Regions from separate parts of the Homo sapiens genome. Here region 2 is linked to region 1. Evidence: chromatin loops called from intact Hi-C (ENCODE). Cell type or tissue: B cell. All regions are shown on one strand. Each heading gives the region's core, and the rest is flanking DNA. Links, peaks and the distances in the headings are about the cores only.

Region 1 (7,928 bases), core at 1,696-6,695:
TTCCATATGCAGAATCCAGACACCCACCAGGCCTGGCTGCCCTGGTTCCTGTTTCTTCCCCGTCACCACCACATTTCTATGCTGTCAGCAGGACTCAAAAGGCAAATTGATTTAGCTCATTACAATTAGGATGAATTAAAAGCAATATTTTTACTTCACTCAAAAAGTCAGCAGGTCACAAAATATATTGCTCTGCATATATAGTAGGTAATGCCTCACATATGATTTATTGGAGAATGAGCTAGTTCATTTCCAGGAATCTTCTAGATAAATGAAGTTCACCACTAATATGTTAGAACTTTTTTTAAAAGTTAACTTTTATTTTCCTAGTAGCCATTTAAAAATATATTAACCCCCCCTCCCTGCCTTCTCCCTTAATCATGGCATTTATTGCTCAGGTTATTCCAAAATTACTGCCGTAACATTAGCAATGAGAAGTTAATAGATTAAGAAATCATAAAAATTCACAATCAAGCTAATTGAAGTTTATTGTTTTGCTAAGGCCTTTGAGATTTTATACCAAACGATAAAAGCTAGATGACATTTATGTCTGCAAAATCCATTATTGAGAAATTGCTGTGTGTGTACATATACCATTCCTTCATCCTCTTATTCATCCCACACTCATTCGAGGCTCTTACAGGAAAATATGCACCTGGCTGAATTCCATCTCCTACATCCACCACACACCTAGGTCATCAATGCATTGTATATTGACCTGCATAATTGCTTCTTTTGTTCTTACTGAGAACTTCCTAACCCCTTCCCATGTCTAACCCAGGCCACAAAAACTTTTCAGGATGGTTAGAATTGTAAGGTAAAATTTTATTTTCTTGTCTTTTCTTTTTTAAGCAAAAGGTATAGAGATTACCTGAATTTGAAAAAAAATTAGAGAAGGGGTGGTGGTGGTGAGTACCAGGAACTCTATATTTATTGATTTCATGATTTATCCATAATCAAGTTTATTGTTATCTACAAAAATTTTGTGTGGTTTTAATTAAAGTGCCCTTGGAGTGACTGGCGTGTGCAGGAGAGTTTCCACTCTACCGTAGGTGATGCATAAGCTACTACTGGACTGGCAGCTCTGAACCAATGGTAGTCCATGGCTGGAGTCCTGTGTTGAGGGTTCTATCAGTGCATCTAGGCTTTTTAAATACAGCAGGGTCTTCTTAGCAATGCCTGCTTTGTGCACAGGATTGGGATTTGCAGTATACATGGCATGGATTTAACATGCTTATCTTACATGCAGCAGCTTCAACCACTAAGACTGTTCAGCTCATCTTCATCTTTGTACCTGTCCATTAACATCAAGTTTCAAGGTTGTCAACGCACCAAGATCTGTTAGGCATCTTACTTAGACTCTTTCCTCCTCCAAATTAATTGCTTCCAAATTTCTGCTGATGGAAAGTAAGATAAATCAACTGATTAAAATTGTATTTATAATAGATTGATTTCTAGACAGAGGAATGAAAATAAGATAAATATGAAACAAAACAGATAATAAATGTTAATTATAAAATCCTGGTGGAGTGTACACAAGTGTTCACTCTGCAATTTTTTCAGCTTTTATGTTAGAAATATTTTATGATAAGATTTTTGGAAGAATTGTGCTTATGGAAATCATTAATAATCAGTGATTGCGTACATAAGAGGATTGCCTAAAAATAAAAGCATGGACTTTCATGGAAATAATTTAAAACACTGTCATTGTTCCTCAGGTTCCATTTTTGTTCATTTCTACATTTCTACATTTTGTTTTCTGTTTAAAATAGTCAAGTAAATGGCATAGAGTGGGTCATTGTTTCACATTTTTAAGATCCTTTGAATAATAGTATGGGGTGTTTTGCTACCTTGTTTGTTTTGTCTTGGCTTTATTCATTTTTAAATTTTGATTATATTGAGAAGGGAGAGACAAAGAATAGCAAGTATTTTTTTCCCTTAAAATACAAATCCAACATAAACCACTCTCCTCTTTGTCATCAAATCTGCTTGGCAGCAGTGTTGTGCCACCCACAATATATTACTCTAAAAAGCAAAGCTAGGCTAATTAATGTTGTATAAACCTAGGAGAAAATGCAAAATCGATGGGAGGAAGCTGGTAGGTATTTGAAGTTCCAACCTATTTCTAATGGTTGAATCATATTTTTTAAAAGGAATGCACTGCCCTCAAAACCCAGGGTTACAACAGCTCCTTAAAAGCCCATCAAAGACATAGCATGAATAGAATTACGAGAAATCGATGGGTCGGTTTTCTTCTCCTTACTTGAAAGACGGTATGAGTTTCTCCAGCTTTCTTCATTTATTTACTTTGGAACAGAAGGAAATATTCTCACTAAATTTAAGTGGTTCACAGAAAATCAAACTTTATGAAAATATTCATAAATTAACTAAACTGAAATAAGCAGTGTAAGTCATTTGCTCTCTTATTTTGGGGCTCTGGAAACTTCCTGCTTGTGTCAGAAAGGAAAACAAAGAGAACATCTATATCAGCATAAGAGAGTGGATTAAAAATTGGCCACTGAAGGAAACGGCAAGTATAGTTTGGCATAAGCTATCACAGCAGCTTACACTCAACAACGCCGAGATACCTGGAAACATTAACTGTGTGAAAACATGCCAGGAGAATTATGGGCCTTCAACTCCTTAAAATAACAGAATTCTGCTTAATAGATTGTTCTGCACTGCTCAGCAGACAATGACCACAGGCTGTCTTCAGTGGTTCCTATTCTGACCACAAAATAAATGGAAGTTGCGACTACCATGAGCAGGAGCTCAGATGAGAGATTCACTGAAAAGAAAGCAAATGCCTGTGGACAGTCAAGGTTTTGAAAGAACATCAGGCCCTAACTCCCGAGCTTGCCTGGCTTACAGCAATGTGATGGAAAGCATAGCCTTGGTTTCTGTGATTTTTAATAGTTGAAGAAATCTAAGTCTAGTTTCTTAAGATCTAAAAATAAATCACCGCAGAGTGTCCCATAATCTGTACACTACAAGTTATTATGAAAAGATGAAAGTAAAAGCACACTAACAAAATATAGCAGGTAAAGGAGCTGGTCAGCCATGGGATGTTGAAGAGCAGATGCTGGCATTCTCACTGGGAATCTGTCAACCCAAACTTCATCTCTGCTAGTGTAGAACCAGCAGACTTGGTGTGACTTTCAACCTGTCCCCCAGAGGCACCTGATTGCTGGAGAGAAGTTGCAGAGTTGAGAACAAGACTGATGGTTTTATCTCTGTCTGAAGATAACCATGAGAATAGCACTTACTATTGATGAAGCCACAAGCACACTTGATGAGGCCTGCAAAGAAAGCTTGGTCTCCAGGCAAGGTGGGGACCATTGCGGAAGTGAGATACAGAAAACGGAAGTGAGGTATAGAAAACGGAAGTAAGTCACAGGAAACGGAAGTGAGTTATGGAAAACAGAAGTGAGGTACAGAGGATAAAAATGATGTAAGGGAAATGGAAGTGAAGTTCAGAAAATGGAAGTGAGGTACAGAAAACGGAAGTAAGTTAAGAAAAACAGAAGTGAGGTAGTGAAAACATGAGGTACAGAAAACGGAAATGAGGTACAGAAAACGGAAATGAGGTACAGAAAACAAAAGTGAGGTACAGAAAACAGAAGTGAGGTAGAGAAAATCAAAGTAAATCACAGGAAAAGTAAGTGATTTATGAAAAAACAGAAGTGAGGTAGTGAAAATGTAAGTAGGGTACAGAAGACTGAAGTAAGGTATAAAAAACAGAGGTGAGGTAGTAAAAACTGAAGGAAAATATAGAAAACAGAGGTGAGCTAGAGAAAACGGAAATGAGGTAGAGAAAATAGAAGAGATGTACAGGAAACGGAAGTGAGTCATGAAAAACAGAAGTGAGGTAGTGAAAACGTAAGGTACAGAAAACGGAAATGAGGTACAGAAAACGAAAGTGAGGTACAGAAAACGGAAGTAAGTTACAGGACATGGAAGTGAGTTATGAAAAACGGAAGTGAAGTAGAGAAAAAGTAATATACAGAAGACGGAAATAAGGTATAAAAACGGAAGTAAAGTAGTGAAAACGGAAGTAAGGTACATAAAACAGAAGTGAGGTAGAAAAACGGAAGTGAGGTAGAAAAAACGGAAGTAAGTCACAGAAAACGGAAGTGAGTTATGAAAAACAGAAGTGAGGTACAGAAGATGCAAATGATGTTAGGAAAACAGAAGAGAGGTACGGAAAACGGAAGTGAAGTAAACAAACGGAAGTGAGTCATGAAAACCGGAAGTGAGGTAGTGAAAAAATAAGATACAGAAGACAAAAATAAGGTATAAAAAACGGAATTGAGGTAGTGAAAACGGAAGTTACAGAAAACAGAAGTGAGGTACAGCAAACGGAAGTGAGGTAGAGAAAACGGAAGTAAGTCACAGAAAACGGAAGTCAGTTATGAAAAATAGAAGTGAGGTACAGAAGATGCTAATGATGTTAGGGAAACAGAAGTGAGGTACAGAAAACAGAAGTCACAGGAAACCGAAGAGAGTCATGAAAAACAAGTGATGTACAGAAGATGAAAATGAGGTAAAAAAACAGAAGTGAGGTCTAATAACAGGAAGTGAGGTAGAGAAAACAGAAATAAGTCACAGGAAATGGAAGTGAGATAGGAAAAACAGAAGTGAGGTAGTGAAAAGTAAGATACAGAAGATGGAAATAAGGTATAAAAAACAGAAGTGAGTCACTGAAAATGGAAGTAAGGTATAGAAAACAGAAGTCAGGTTGAAAAAACGGAAGTGAGGTAGACAAAACGGAAGTGAGGTAGAGAAAATGGAAGTGAGTCACAGAAAATGGAAGTGAGTTATGAAAAACAAGTGAGGTACAGAAGATGGAAATGAGGTAATGAAAACGGAAGTGAGGTGTAGTAAATAGAAGTGAGGTAGAGAAAACCAAAGTACATCATAAGAAATGAAAGTGAGTTACTCAAAACAGAAGTGAGGTAGTGAAAAAGTAAGATACAGAAGATGCAAATAAGGTATAACAAACGGAAGTGAGGTTGTGAAAATCGATGTTACAGAAAATGGAAGTGAGGTGGAGGAAACGGAAGTAAGTCTCAGGAAACGGAAGTGAGTTATGAAAAACAGTGAGGTACAGAAGATGGAAATCAGTTAAGGAAAACAGAAGTGAGGTACAGAAAACGAATGTGATGTGGAGAAAACGGAAGTAACAGGTAACGGAAGTCATTTATGAAAAACAGAAGTGAGGTACAAAGATGAAAATAAGGTAAGGAAAATGGAAATGAGGCACAGAAGACTGAAGAAGGCCTAGAAGATGACGAGGTACAGAAGACAGAGGTGAAGTACAGAAGGTGGAAATGAGTTAGAGAAGATAGAAGTGATAGAAAACGGAAGTGTGATAGAGAAGAGGGAACAAGGTTCAGAAGATGGTCATGAGGTACAGAAGACAGAAGTGAAGTACTGAAAATAGAAATGAGTTAAAGAAGATGGAAGTAAGGTACAGAAGACGGAAGTGACATGTAAAAACACCCAATCGGTTACAGTTCTGCGTTTTCTTTATTTGAGCCTGGTCTGGACAGTTGGCCACCTCTGACTGGCAGAAACTGATTGCTACAAGAGGAGGTGACAGTTGGTTCACATATCCAGTTAGGTTACAGCCCACTATGTATGGAGAAACCTTTCAGGCAAACTTAAAATATGTAAGCAGAACACTTTATTCCATGCTTAATTTAACAAAATCATAAAGAGTATTTATGCTAATAAAGAAGACAACCAAAGCTCTGAGAAGTGGCTTTGCCAGAAGTTTCCATGCTGGTAAAATGCAGAGCCTTTATTTGACGCCAGTGAGGCTGGCAGCCGAAGCGACCAGCTATCCTGGAGTTCCTCCTGTACGTCCACGGTTAGGGAAATTCTTCCATCCTGGACAAATGGGAGCAGTCTAGTTGGTCACCCTAGTTCTGCTCTCAATGTTGTTGCTTCCCACTACACCACGACGGACATTATTCTCTCCAATGTTTTAATCGTTTTCTTCTATTTTGTGCCATGTAAAATAATTCATGATACAAAAGGTACAAAAATGGTTTGGGACAAAGCAGTATTAAAACATATACATTCAAGCTCCTGGTAGACTTCCTTTAACACACAGTTGTAACAAAGAGAGCCTCAGAACTACGCCATTCAGGACTACACACCCCTGTTTTTTTAATTAAAAAATTCTTTATTTTTATTCACATATTAGGGAGGGGGATAAAAACTTACTGCCATGTATTTTTATGGCAAAAAAAAAAAAAATCCTAGGTAATAAGAATATATGTTATTAAAAGTTATATCACTAAGAGTTGAGCTTGTCAGCTATTCAAAAGCTGCAGTTGGGGGTATGAATCATTAGGAAATGGCACAAAGGTTAGAGATACAACCTGTGACTATTTAAAGACATCACAGCCTGGTTCCCACCCTCAGGGCACAGGGAGCAGAAACAATGTGTTCATTTTGTCTTAAAAGTCCCATCAGGAGGTCGACAGGGCCAGTCAACACAGACATGTTCTAAATATTTGCCTTACGGGTGGACATAATTACTTAAAATACAAATTTAGGCTGCTAAAAATTTCAGTATACTATTATCCTGAGTTCTAGCTTCAACCTGTACCTGTATATATGGCTGCAGAATAAGGTTTTGATAGCTCACTTCTACAAAAAAGGAGAACAACATCTGTGAAAACACACAAAAGCCTAACGAGGTTATACTTTCATTCCATGGAAAAAGTGTGGCATTGATTCATTCTCAAGCTGGATTATTTCCACAATAAAATAAAATTTGCCTTCAATTTTAAAGGGAGTTTTTATTATGAGAAAAACAGAATCAAAAGGAAAAAAAAATTTTTTCACTAGGCATGTGAAAAGCCATCAAGCGGCCTAACAGATATTGGGCAAAATGCCACAATCTCTGGCGGAAAGTGCTGTCTTGGAAATAGTGTCCACTTTGACCAACACCAATGAAACCTAATGATGACCCCTATCTGACAATGATTTAGTGTGTTAACAAACTTAAATAGAATTTGACTAGCGCTAGGAAAATATAATGTGTTTCCTGTATATTATTATGAGAAAAATAAACACATATATGATAAACTATCAAAGTGAAGAATGGAAAGTTACGAAATGGTATTATTTCTGTCATCTTCTCTTGATAACAAATCAACTTTTTAAAAGCAAAGGAAAAATTGTAGCATGTATTAAATGCTTCCTGGCTTTCATTCTCTGGGTTTATCATGTCACGTCAAATCTTGTTGATTCTCCAAATAGTACCTGAGTTGTGAGCAGCACCACTCTCGTTTGCAAGTGAGGAATCCAGGCTTAGAGAGTCATTGTGCTCCCTGAACAACCAGCCTTGATATTACAACCAGCCTTGATATTGCCCAGGCACTCATTAAAATGCTCAATGTCAGACTCTATTTTCTCCTGCTAATTATCTGCCTGAAACAAGATCCCAGACAATTAAAGTTGGAGATTCTCTGCCCTGTGCCATATGACTACAATAGGCCTTCTTTCACCTCTTGAGGCTTTAAGGCGGAAAGGTGTGATACCATCCCCTACCTATTAGGAGGATGACAGTGAACACTCCTGTAACAAAAGACAGGTAAACAGGAGAAAAGTATAACAAAATTATTAATCAAACTTTACATGACACAGAGTAATGCAGAAATGAAGAGCCAAAATCTCAAGGAAAATTATTTTTATGCCTACATTCTATAAAGAACGGACAGTTGTGTAGAAATGTGATTAGACAAAAGGCTGTGATCTAATAGTGATAGAGTGAGGGGAAATCCCAGCAAGGCCTGCCTGTTCAGGTTCTTCTTGGATTCTCTGCATGCATTCATTCCTTCCTTCCAGGTATAGGGCAGGACTCCTGTGGAACAAGGATCTTCAAGGGAGAAGAGAGAGAATGACCTTTCCAG
Region 2 (6,464 bases), core at 1-5,000, 850 kb after region 1:
CACCTACTTAGTCCCTTCCCTGGGGCCCGGCTCCAGTCTGAGCTGTCACGCCACAGCAAAGGCATCACTTCAGGACAGCAAAGCCCCTGTCTCCCTCCCTTCCAGCTCCTCAGACTTCACCCTGGTAACACGTTTGTTTAAAAAACATATTTTTCCCCCTTGTAAAGAATCTAGGATACAAGGGGTCAGCCCAGCAGTTTAGGTATCAAGAAGAAACTGCTCTCGGAGCTAAAGTAAGAAACAGTGCCTGTCTATAGCGCAAATAAAGAGTTGGAACAAGATAAAAGGCAGTGATCCTTCACCAGCCAATCTCCAGGTGGATCTCAGGAATCCTGTGTGATGTGTGACATCATCTGGGAAAGCCCCGCAGTTGCCATGGAGACGCACCTCCCAGGCCTCGGGAAGCTGCCCCACCTCTCTGCCACCTTCTTCCAGACTGGTCATGGCAGGCTGGCTCTGATCTGGGTCCCAGACAGAGGGGAATTGGTTTGCCTTTTTTCTTTTCTTTTCTTCTTTTTTTTCTTTTCTTTTCTTTGTAAACTGCAATGACCGTGTGTGTGTGTGTGTTTGTGTGTGTGTGTCTGTGTATGCATATATATAAAGAAAGAGAGAGAAAAAAAAACAGAGTGCCCCACGACGCAAGGTGCCCACCTTGACAAATACACTGTGGGCAGACAATAAACCCTTATGAGGTTCTGGAGTGGCAGCAGCAATGGCCTCCTGCCCTCCTGGCGGGCTGGAGCCTCCTCCTGGCAGGTGGGGTAGGGTTGAAACATCAGAAATGCCGAGAAATGTCTCGGTGCAGCCTGATTACAGAGACACTTGTGATCCATGATTTCTGCTGCTCCACTGCTGAAAAAAAGAAAAAGGCCTGGAGTGCCTCATCCGCTGTGGTTTCTCTCCCATTTAAGTAAAATTGGAAACTTTTTTAAAAAGAAAGCACAATCATGTAATTAGTGCAGGCTCTCTTTTCTGGTTTTTTGAAAAGAGGCATTTTCACACACACCTTAGTCCATCTTAAACCCTTTCAACGTTCTGCATGCTCTTCCTAATTCCAGAGAGACAGAATTTTTATTTCCTTCGATCGCAGGGATACCTACAATGGAATTTACGTCTCAATTAACAGTTTGACCAAGGGTTTACAAGTGGTTGAATGGAGTACAAATGAAGAATTCGAAGAAACGCAAAGAGAGAAAGTGGACCGCCCATAGACACCTGCTCTATGCAAACAATGGACTCCTTCCCTTTATCTTAAGGGGTCTTACGCTACCTGTTTCTACGTCCTTTGCTGGTTCCCATGACAGAAATACACACGTTTCAGACAAGATTAAAATACAAAATCCCAACCATAGCCTCATCTTTGCACACACACTCTCTCATTTCCTGTTGGTACCAGCACTTTTCTATTTCGGTCCTGGGTATGGCTCACTAACCTACAGCAGCTTCCTCATTTGCACTTGACGTCTTCCCAAACAGCATTTAAGGGACGGAGCACAGCCCAGAAGGCAGAAGCGAAGGACAACTGCCAACCCCAAGGGGGAGCAGAGATCTGGGAAGGAAGACACTCATGGTAAAGGTAAAACCAAAGAAATCACACGCCTAGGAAATAACAGATTCTTCTGCATAAAATAGACTTGTGAGAAACTAATTGCTACAGATTTTATCTCGCCCAAAATAAACCGCAGGGAAGATATCATGAGCATACTGTAACGCATAAAATCTTGACACTCGTGCTAAAATACTCAAAATATACCCTGGAAGGTTGGAGCTTGTCTTCAGTGTTGGGTTCTGCAAATTATTTCAAACAGCTCGCCATATTTGTGGTATCACATTGAACCGGGTGTGAGAGGCGGGGAAGAAACAAAGTAGACACAGCTCTTCCTTGGAGATGTCTATCCCAGAAGGCGGTTTCCGAACAGCCCAGGAGAGAGGAAAGCTCCATTTCAGAGATGCAGACATGTTGGCCAGGACCGCGGAGGGAGGTGGCCAAAGGACCCCCTTCTCAGAGGCAGGGACTTGGAATTTCTGCCCCACGGCCTCTGGGAGAGTGGAGGCTGCTCTCGGGCAATTATCCCAAATGATTGTTTATCACTCCCAGTTCCAGAAGGCCTGGAAAGATTACATTCCAGAGACTTGATCACTGAAAATGCCCGGGTGGAAGCTGTAATTACGGCTTTCTCAGAGCCTACAGCATCTCCCCTGGGATTATTTGCATAAAGTCATTTCCTGTGGCAATTGCTGAACACAACAGTGCCCTCACTGTCATCCTACAGGCCATGAAGAGGGCTGCCTAGGCGAGTGTTTCAGCATAAATGTGTGCTCAGCAACCTCTGTGCGGCTGCCTCTTTGTAAAAATAAACATGCGGTGGAGTTTCTCTGTCCCCCGTCAAGCCCTGCAGTTAATTATAGGATATCTGGAGTCGTCAAGCATTCCCATGGAGCATGGAGGGAGGTGACTTTACAACTAGCAGGTTTCCATCAGAAGGTGACGGCAGTGACAGTGGAGCTCAGACTGGACTGGCGCTCCCCTTACTAGAAACCAGAGGGAGAGGAAATCAAGAGCCAGGGCGGGGTGAATTTCAAACAGCCCAGGGCTGGAGCCGGAACGGGAACCCCAGCTCCACCTCATCAGGGCCAAATAACCAGCTGCTATGAGGGGGCAACATGCTATCGGGATAAAGCATATGAAACCATAGAACCTTCAACAATAGGGCGTGAAGAAAAAAACAGAAAAATAAGGCCACACGGGCCCAGAAGGAATGCATTGCTCAGTGGCCCCAACAGAGAAAGTGGAACCACGTGAGATATTTCCATAAAACTCAGTCTGCACTCTCAACCCCATGGTGGAAGTCACAGGGACTACCCTTGAAGAGGCTCTGTACATCCTACAGGAGCCTGCAGAGAAAAAGGCAAGCAGCTGGGAAAGAACTGGATGCAGGGGCTTGGTGGGGACAATGTCCCCCTTCTACTCACAGCGGAGTGGGTCGGGAGGAGAGCCCTGTGGTGAGATCCCGATAGGCAGAGGCCGCGCTTCCTGATGCCTTCCTGAGGAGGAGTTCAGGAGCTTTCTCTCACTTCTCTTCTCTGAACAATGCCATGCCTGTCATGCTGTAGCTCCCTGTTCCAAACCACATGCACATGTATACATGCCTATACACACATATGTGGACACATGCAGACGTACACGTACAGGCAGCCACACACATGCATACATGCCTATACACACATGTATGTGTACACAGAGATGTACACATACAGACAGGCACACACATGCTTATATAGGTGCGTACATGCATGCACACATTGTACGTGTGTACACATAGGCATGTGCACACATACATGCACATGTTAACACACATATAGACATGTACTTTCTTGCACACAAACCTACATACACATAAAGATTTACACGTGCACATGCATGTGCACATATGCAAACACAGGCACAGGTACATGTACCATACAGGCATCCACATACACATGTGTACACATACCACATGGGCATGTAGACATACATACACAGAACATTCAAATTGGCTTTTTTTTTGAGAGAGGGTCTTGCTCTGTCACCCAGGCTGGAGCACAGTGACATGATCATGGCTCACTGCTCCTCGACCTTCTGGGCTCGAGCAACCCTCCACCTCAGCCTCCTGAGTAGCTGGGACCACAGGCAGGCACCACCACCCCTGCCTAATCTTTTCAAATTTAATAGAGACAAGGTCTTAACCTAGGTCTCACTATGATGCCTGGGCTGGTCTGGAACTCCTGTGCTCCATTGATCCTCCTGCCTTGGCCTCCCAAAGTGCTGGGATTATAGGTGTGAGCCACCATGCCCAGCTGACTTATTCTTCATATTAACTTTACTTACACTACTAATTGTTTGCTTAAACGTCAGTCTGCCTCCTAATTTCCAATCTTATAGGCAAGGATGATGACCTAACACCCATCATAAATGACCCATGAAAACTTTGAGCTGCTAGATTCACCTTGACTTTTATCTTCAGCCACTTTGCCATGGGAGCCCCTTAGATGACCCTAGAGGATCTCAAACAAATGCTTCCCAAGAATGCACTCCAATAAAGTACAGAATGCCACTGTTTCCCAGGCAAGGACTGACGCCAGTGTGTGTCCAGCCATGCACAGGAAAGTAACAATGCAATCTTACACACTTTCATTTGTCATAGTGCATGATTTCTTTAAAAGGAAATACCTAAAACACTCAGACTTAGCCTTCAAGGGAGCATCACCTAGGAAAGGTTTTCTCCCCTCTCCTGACTGTGGCACAAAACGAAGAATCTCCAATGTGCACGGGGACACTTTAATGAGATTTCCGTGACATCACTCTCTTTCTTCCCGTGCCTGATGATTCACGGCAGGCTTTTCAGGTTTCTTTGGTGCAATGGTCCAATTACAAACTTTATGCAAAAACGGTGTCAGGTTACAACATGTTGCAGAAGCACACGGGCAGGACATGGGCAGATTCGTTTCTGATGGATGTTTTGCGGTGACTAAGAAGCAGCTCCCAAGAGTGAAATGTTCTCCACACGTCTCAGAACCACCGGTGGCACCTCGGCCTCTGTCACAGCAGCATCGCTGCCCACGCCAGTTGCCCATGCAAACTTTGCAGGGCAAGTGGCTGCATCCGCTGGCTCTCCTATTCCGTGCACCACTGCCCTCCTCTACACACAGGGAGATGGCAGATCACTTTTCCTCTTTCCCATCTTTGTGAGATGAGAAAGTTTTCCTTGATATTGTCTCCTGTCAAATTCTAAGGTATGGGCTGATGCATGCCTTCCAAGGAAGACAGATCAAGTATCAAGGCAGCTCACCCCAGACCACCACTGAATTTCCAGCATTTCTACCCCAAACCTACTCTTTTGGAGATCTAACAAGCACCCCAAATGAATTTTCACATTTTTCTCCAATTCCATTGTTACAAATATTTTCATCTATTCATTTTAGTTTGTATGCATCGAGCAGTGTTATAAACACAATTTTGCCCTCCCCCATAAATTCATACGCTGAAGCCCTGATCCCCACAACCTCAGAATGTGACTGTATTTTCAGACAGGACATTTTAAAAGGTGGCTAAGTTAAAATGGTTATTTTAGGATGAACCCTAATCCGATGTGACTGGTGTCCTTAGAAGAAGAGGACATTTGGATACGCAGAGACACACAGAGGAATGACCCTGTGAGGACACGATGAAAGATCACATCTACAAGTCATGAGAGAGGCCTTGGGAGAAACCGACCCTGCCCATGCTTTGATCTCGACTTCCAGCCTCCAGAGCTGTGAGAAAATAGATTTCTGGGTTTCAGCTGCCCAGTGTGTAGTATTTGTTATGGCAGCCTGCATAGAATAATACAAGCACTCGAGGTGTCCCCGGCATTGTTACGGGTGAAGGAGACATGGTGAATGAACACCAGGCAATGCCCTCTTGTCTTATGTTCTAGTGGAAAATCCACATACAATTTGCTGAAGAGCGTAGCTGAACGAGTGAGTGTATAAATGAATTAATAAATAAACTATTTTTCCAGAGTTCACAAAAATTTAAACTTGAAGTGAGAGTATTTAGATGGTTTGTTTTCTAATTCAATGTATGCCAAAGGATAAGAAATAATGAAAGTATTTTGTTCCTGTTTCTACATATTTCTTTTTCAATCCACAATATTCATGACTGAGATCTTGAAAATGATCAGGGATTCCCATCATCAATGACTTGTAGAAAGGCAATGACCTTGTGGATCTTATCAGAGGCAGTGCAGTCCAAGGGTTACTTATGACATGGCTGTAATTCCCCATGTCTGCTGGTGATACTGTGGACTAGAACAGAGTTTCTCAACCCTGATTCCACATAGAAAGCAACCAGGGAGCTGTGAAATGCTTATGCCTGGGTCCTGCCCCCAGAGAGTCTGATGTGATGGATCTGGAGTGAGGCCTGGGCATCAGAGATGTTTAAACCTCCCCTACCCCACCCCAGCTAATTCTAAGACTCAGTCAAGACCAAGAGCTTCTGCTTTGGAACATGCCGAGTGAGGTTCCGGCATTCCCAGCCCACTCCAGCTTCCCAGTAGGACTCAAAACTGCCTGCTTTGCCCATCACCTTGAATCCTTGAGCTTTGCTGAGGGTCAGGCTGCTGAGTGTGGATAGCAATCCGATGCAATCCAACAAGTCTTTACTAAGAGCCTGTGGCAATGGACAGTTCATGCAGGAATACTTATTTATAAGGTGTCCCCCCAAACTCAAGGTATTTACAGTTTTTGGGGGGTGGAGGAGGTTCAGGGGCAAGTCCAGGGGGTTGAAGCAGACAGGGAGAGAAAACATACCCATTAAGCACTAGACAGTTTGGATTATGTCTTCTGAGTGAGAACTGAAGTCGCAGGGAACCCGCTGTGAGTCAGCAGGTTCACCTGAAGCCATCCGTTTTTACCACAGTGCTGTGCTCTTACTGTTATTATCC

The links. Peaks named below come from ENCODE experiments on the same cell type or tissue, not always from the same donor. Only the 100,000 strongest peaks of a DNase experiment are listed, where the experiment ranks them.
Region 2: it touches region 1 in a loop (5-fold over the local background); 1 of 110 quality-filtered maps calls a loop at or near these places.

Annotation. Positions count from the first base shown.
Region 1 is chr10:4,329,833-4,337,760 of GRCh38, reverse strand. LOC105376370 (a long non-coding RNA gene) reads right to left here and starts at 3,303. Exons shown (of 3, transcript XR_930589.3): 1 at 3,267-3,303; 2 at 3,030-3,187; 3 at 946-1,397. In B cell, for the core only: CTCF peaks have their summits at 4,291, 4,548 and 4,754; DNase peaks (open chromatin) are centred at 3,520, 4,510 and 4,750; H3K27ac peaks cover 2,902 bases.
Region 2 is chr10:3,480,453-3,486,916 of GRCh38, reverse strand. All of the region lies in intron 3 of LINC02669 (long intergenic non-protein coding RNA 2669), which reads left to right. The region is part of intron 1 of LOC105376360 (a long non-coding RNA gene); the gene reads right to left. The region is part of intron 1 of LOC124902538 (a long non-coding RNA gene); the gene reads right to left. LOC107984192 (a long non-coding RNA gene) reads right to left here and starts at 3,370. Exons shown (of 2, transcript XR_001747329.1): 1 at 1,434-3,370; 2 at 1-1,096. RefSeq lists an enhancer at 1-908. In B cell, for the core only: a CTCF peak has its summit at 2,303; DNase peaks (open chromatin) are centred at 366, 1,416 and 2,236; H3K4me3 peaks cover 2,862 bases; H3K27ac peaks cover 2,504 bases.